Regions from separate parts of the Homo sapiens genome. Here region 1 is linked to region 2. Evidence: chromatin contacts called from ENCODE Hi-C or POLR2A ChIA-PET data. All regions are on one chromosome and are shown on one strand. The core of a region is the stretch at or near the end of the contact, and the rest is flanking DNA. Distances in the headings are between cores, read along the strand shown.

Region 1 (2,700 bases), core at 12-2,511, 350 kb before region 2:
GTTTAGATAAAGGCGAGGATAGGATAGAGATGCCACCTTTACTTGGGGCCATGCTTTTAAACCTCATCTACAAAATCTATAGAATAGACATAACCACACAGTGGATGCCTGTTTTTGTTAGCCAAGCCTTGCTCTCCTTTTGGGGATTCTCCCCTCTGTCCCTCTATTCTCACAGGCCCTATGGCCATGCTCTACCACTTCTTGGAACCTGCCCGAAAACCAGATTTTTTCCCCTTGAGTTGGGGTCTCGCTTTGTCACCCAGGCTGGAGTGCAGCGGCAGGATCATGGCTCACCGCAGCATTAACCTCCTAGGTGCAAATGATCTCCCACTGTAGTCCCCCAAGTAGCGGGGACTACAGGCACGTGTCACCATGCCTGGCTAACCGGATTCTCGATGGCAGCTTTTGAACCCAAGTCCCCATGTCTGAAGATCCCTGGACTTTACAATTTGTGAGCCAATAAACTTCCTCCCACTAAGCAGGACTGAATTCAGTTTCTGTAACTTGTAACCAGAAGTCCTTACTACACCTACTGAGGGTGGTTGTGGAGATTAAGTAAATGTAAAATGTGCTTTTTAACAGCAGGTGTTCAGGAAATGGTTTACTGTTATGGAGGAAGTTTATTATGAAGAATCTGGCTACTGGTGGAGGGATTTTGATTTGCCTAAAACCTCAATCAATCAATGATCTGGTTGGGATGAAAACCAAGGATGCCTGGCTCAGAATCTTTTGCTCTGCTTTGCCTTCTCTATTTCTGTGGTCTTGTCAGACAGGCCTACTGCATATAACATCCTATGGGGCAGGTTATGACCTTACGGGTCAACCTGGCCAGGGATGGCAAATACCTGACGCTCACGTGCCCACACTTGAATTCCATGCTCATAAGAGAAACTGCCAAACTATCATGTCAGTATTTCCAAACAGTCTGAAAATTGCTGCAGATCCTCAAAAGGCACTCCAGGCAGCTGCTACTAAAAGTTCTGAGTTGGCAAGTGAAATGAGTCCTGAGGTAGATTTTTTAAATATGGCCATATTTTGAAGCTCCTCCTGTTAAGAAGAATTTGGGCTTAGCCATGTGACTTACTTTGGCCAAAAGATACGTCATAGCAATATCCTCAAGAGCACTCGCATACTGGGCTTGTCTTCTCTTGCGGTTTTTGGAACTCAGCCATGATGTCTAGAATCCTGGGTCAGCCTGCTAGATGCTGGAACGTGTGGCCCAGTTGCCCAGCCAACCACCTGACAGGCGGGCGAGGCCATCTGAGACCAGCCAGTCCCCAGCTGATCTGCCAGCTCACTTCAGCCACACGAGGGCCCAGATGAGATAAGAACCACCACACTGAACACAGCCCAAACTGCCAAGCCACTCACTCAGGAGCTAATAAATGTTTATTAAGGCTACTAAATTTGGGGGTGGTTTGTTATACAACAGTCAGTAACTGAACAAAGGCCCATTTACTATCCCTGATCCAGATCAACCTCTCATTTTACAGCTGAGGAAACTGAGACCTGGTAAGGAAAAAGACTTGCCCAGGGTCATCAACCTGGCTGGCAGCAACAGGGGGAAAGTCCCAGGCCTCTTAGCTCACAATCCAGTATACCCACTGGCTGCTCTATTCTTTCAAGATGGCTGTGAGGATCACAAATGAGGCTTTCAATCTGAAAACATCTAAAGACTGATCCTTTAGGCAGAATCCGGTACCACATTTATCACCATCTCCTTCTGGAGTTTTCAGATGTTAGAAAAATGACAACTGTTGCGCAGCGGAATGGATGTTTTTGCTGCCCCGACTCAGAGGAAGGGCATGTGTATGCACTGTTAGAAGCCAACCTCCCACCCAAGGGCCTGGCTGTGTGCTTTCCCAGGGGCTGGAGCATCCAGGGGCTTTTCTGGAGTTCCAGGATGGGACTCTCGTTCTCCCTGTCCAGCATATGACCCGGTGCCAGCATGACCAGGCAAAGCCTTATGGGCCAAGGTGAGTAGAGCTGATGCCTGCTACCCTTGAAGGTATCTTCCCTGCTTTTCTCACGGTTCTCCAAGCCTGGCATACTAAGGAAGCCTATGGTCACAAGCCCATGATCAACCTGACCCTCAAGCTCTGAAACGTTGAGTTCCTCAGTAAAGCATGCTTGGGTAGGACCTGCAGCAGGCATATAGCACTAGGCTCTGGGGGCAGTGCCTAGTGCTATTGTGCCCTCAGTGTGAGGTTCATTCAGCTCTAAATCCCATTCTTTGGACTTTGCCCAAGTTCCAATCCAGGCTAGCAGCTGTCCCCCATGTTTCACAGATGGGGACACCAAGAGCTAAGGGCAGTAATGACTTGCCAGGGTATTGAAATGGGTCTGTTATAGCTGGCTCTCGCCTTCTGGGCAAGGAAAGATGTGGGTACATGGATGGGTGAAGTATGTTCCACTGAGAGCTCTTCAGGGAGATGAGGCACTCCTTGCAGACCTAGCCCCTTCCTCTGTACACCCTCTTCAGCTCTCCAAATAGAAGCCTTTTGATTTGACTAAGCTGGGCCAAGGCCCAGCCCAATTCCAAGGGGCCTGTTTCTCACCCCATGCCTGCATCTCATGGCCTCAGGGCCTCAGCCTCCACCATGGGCTCTTGACAAATCTCTACTCTCTCCCTGCTGCCCAGGGTCCATGGCAAGCAAATATATGGGGACCGTGATCCCCCTGGGGCAGCTAATACTCAGG
Region 2 (2,700 bases), core at 198-2,697:
ACACGGTGAAACCCCGTCTCTACTTAAAATACAAAAAAAAAAAAAAATTAGCCGGGCGTGGTGGCGGATGCCTGTAGTCTCAGCTGCTCTCGAGGCTGAGGCAGAAGAAGCAGAAGAATGGCGTGAACCCCGGGAAGCGGAGGTTGCAGTGAGCCGAGATCGCTCCACTGCACTCCAGCCTGGGCAACAGAGCAAGACTCTGTCTCAAAAAAAAAAAAAAAAAAGGAAATTAGCCGGGTGTGGTGGTGCACGCCTATAGTCCCAGCTACTCAGGAGGCGGAGGCACGAGAATCGCTCAAACCTGGGAGGGGGAGGTTGCAGTGAGCCGAGATCGCGCCACTGCACTCCAGCCTGGGCGACAGAGTGAGACTCCGTCTCAAAAAATTAAAAAGTGCAGGGAGTGGCTGAGATCTCCTAGGAAGCTGCAGGACTCAAAGCTTCAGCTTCATCCCGCCAGTCCAGTACTTCGAGTTTGCACCCTATCTGTATACTCATCTCATCCCACTCCTCCAAGACCATTCTTGGTCTGTATTTCCCACAATATCTATTCTGCGCCATGGCCCCGAGTCGCTAAGGCTGCCCTTCCTCCCCGACGCCCAGCAGATGCACACATGGAGGTGCTCAGTGTTTGCTGTCTCCAAAGCCCACAGTTTTGAGCCTGAGCACCAACCCCATCCCAGGTTCTTGCAGAGCACGGAACAGTCTGTCGGCACCCAGCGTTTGCTGGCCTGGGTCTGGGAACACCGCGTCCCGGCCGGGCACACCGCGCCAGCACCCACGGTGTCAGTTTAATTTGTAAAACTGCACCGGCCACGGTGCGCACTGCAGGCGCCAGGTGTTTGCTGGCTTGGGTCCCTAAGCTCTGAGTCCAGGCTGTGCACACAGGTGGCGCCTCTGCTGCTGTGGTCTGATTTTGAGACTACGTCCTAGCACGAGGCATACAGTCCGCTCCGCAGAAGTTCTTCGTGGTCAGGCCGCCGAGGCCCTCCTGCCCGCAGCTGCGACCGCACCCCCGTCCCGGGCCCCGCGCGCCGCCAAGCCGCCTCCCTGGCCGCGGCTGTTCCAGACCGCCCCGCCGTCGCCTCCCGCGCAGTTCCCTGCAGGGAGCCCCTCCCGCGCCCGCCCAAGGCCGCCCAGGCTGGCGCTGTTCCGGACCCGAGCCCCCTCCCCGCCGGCCTGGCTCTCCCCGGCTGTTCCGGCCCCGGAGCTCCCCCGCCGGGCCTCGGCTCCCGCGCTGTTCCCGCCCGCGCCCCTCCCGCCCCGCGGCTGTTCCAGCCCCGGCGCCCTCCGCCCCGCGGCCGCTGCGCGCCCTAGGCCGGGCGCTGCGAGGGCGCGGCGGGAGGGGGCGCAGCGCGGAACAGCCGCCTCCGCCGGCCCCGCCGCCGCTCACCCTCCAGGGCCTCAAAGATCGCCTGCGCCATCTTGGAGCCGCCGCCGTCGCCGCCACAGGAACCGAAGCCCGGCTACGCGAGCATTGTGGGAGCCGTGGCGGTTGAGTCGGGGCCGCCAGGGGGCGCCCAGGAGCCGCCGCCGAGCCCCCAGCCCTGGAAACCCAACCTAGGCTCGCGGGACCCCAGCATCTCTGGGCTGCCCTGGCTCCACTCGATAACCCAGTCACCGGGCCACCGAGTGTGGACCCCGCCTCACTTGAACGACCAAGTCTACACCGACCTTATATCCGCCGCACACGCGGAACTTCCCATCCCTATTATCTAAATCCGCATCCCCATCTCACCGGACCCGACCCCCCAGCTCTGACACAGAATCCCCCATTCCCACAGCACGTGAGTCCTCCAGGTCTGCTGCACGGACCCCATTTCCGCTGAGCACAGTATACCCCGACTCTGCAACAAACCATGACCCCTATCCCATCTCACCCAGACCACCCAACTGTCACAGGGATCTCCAGGCTGTACAACATAGATTCCCATCCCTCATCCCCTATTAGAGACTTCCCGCCCCTACTACCCTGCTCAACTCTGCCTGTTGGGAGCCCGCCTCAGCCTCCAGAGTAGCGGGGACTACCGGCACACGCCACCATGTCCTACTAATTTTTATTTTTATTTTTTTGTAGAGATCAGGGTCTCACTATTTTGTCCAGGCTGGTGTCAACTTCTGGCCTCCAGCGATCCTCACGTCTCGGCCTCCCAAAGCACTGGGATTACAGGCGTGGGTCTCCGTGCTGGGGATCCCATTATCTCTTAAGTAACTCCATCTCTTCACCCTCCATCCCTGCTTGTTGGGACCCCATTTCTGTCACATAAACCCCCAACACCCACCCCAGCCACTCCTAGCCCAGCCTCCGAGGGGTCCTATCCAGGTCTCACAGAATGAGAGGTGCTCCTCACTGGGACTTCCCCTACACACACAGACCCCTCTCATCTTCATTCATCCTCCATCAACTGCTTATTAACGGCCTGCTATGCACCAAGTCCCGTAATAGCTCTAGAGACATGGTGGTCCTTTCCCATGGAGTTAGAGGTGGGAAGAAAGACCGACATTAGGCCAGGCGCGGCGGCTCATGCCTGTAATCCCAGCACTTTGGGAGGCCGAGGCAGGCGGATCACGAGGTCAGGAGTTCGAGACCATCCTGGCCAACCTAGTGAAACCCCGTCTCTACTAAAAATATAAAAATTATCTGGGCATGGTGGCACGTGCCTGTAATCCCAGTTACTTGGGAGGCTGAGGCAGGAGAATTGC

The links. A loop is a pair of places that touch in the nucleus more often than their neighbours do. ChIA-PET counts read pairs that join two places held with the same protein, here RNA polymerase II (POLR2A). Pooled maps may share reads with other maps.
Region 1: a loop to region 2 is called in a pooled map, with 2.1 times the contacts of the local background. The contact joins the enhancer-like site here to the promoter of ZNF341 in region 2. A Hi-C loop is called at or near these places in 2 of 168 maps with a recorded cell type or tissue (chondrocyte and endothelial cell of umbilical vein), 1 of 37 single-sample maps with no recorded cell type and 5 of 50 pooled maps. POLR2A ChIA-PET finds 5 or more read pairs at or near these places in 5 of 52 experiments (MCF 10A, OCI-LY7, Panc1 and 2 more).

The regions. Positions count from the first base shown.
Region 1 is chr20:34,081,857-34,084,556 of GRCh38, reverse strand. RALY (RALY heterogeneous nuclear ribonucleoprotein) reads right to left here. Exons shown (of 10, transcript NM_016732.3): 10 at 1-2,700. Among named protein-coding and RNA genes, the nearest start is that of EIF2S2, 29 kb to the left of the region's middle. Within about 2 kb of position 1,261, at least 20 of the 41 ENCODE cell types and tissues checked have a DNase peak (open chromatin) inside an H3K27ac peak, as active enhancers do; they include OCI-LY7, where a contact is called at or near this core.
Region 2 is chr20:33,730,743-33,733,442 of GRCh38, reverse strand. It overlaps ZNF341 (zinc finger protein 341), which reads right to left and starts at 1,447. Exons shown (of 15, transcript NM_001282933.2): 1 at 1,391-1,447. The coding sequence starts at 1,421. It overlaps LOC124904890 (a long non-coding RNA gene), which reads left to right and starts at 1,460. Exons shown (of 2, transcript XR_007067569.1): 1 at 1,460-1,797. RefSeq lists enhancers at 1-78, 1,747-1,806, 1,817-1,876 and a silencer at 927-1,636.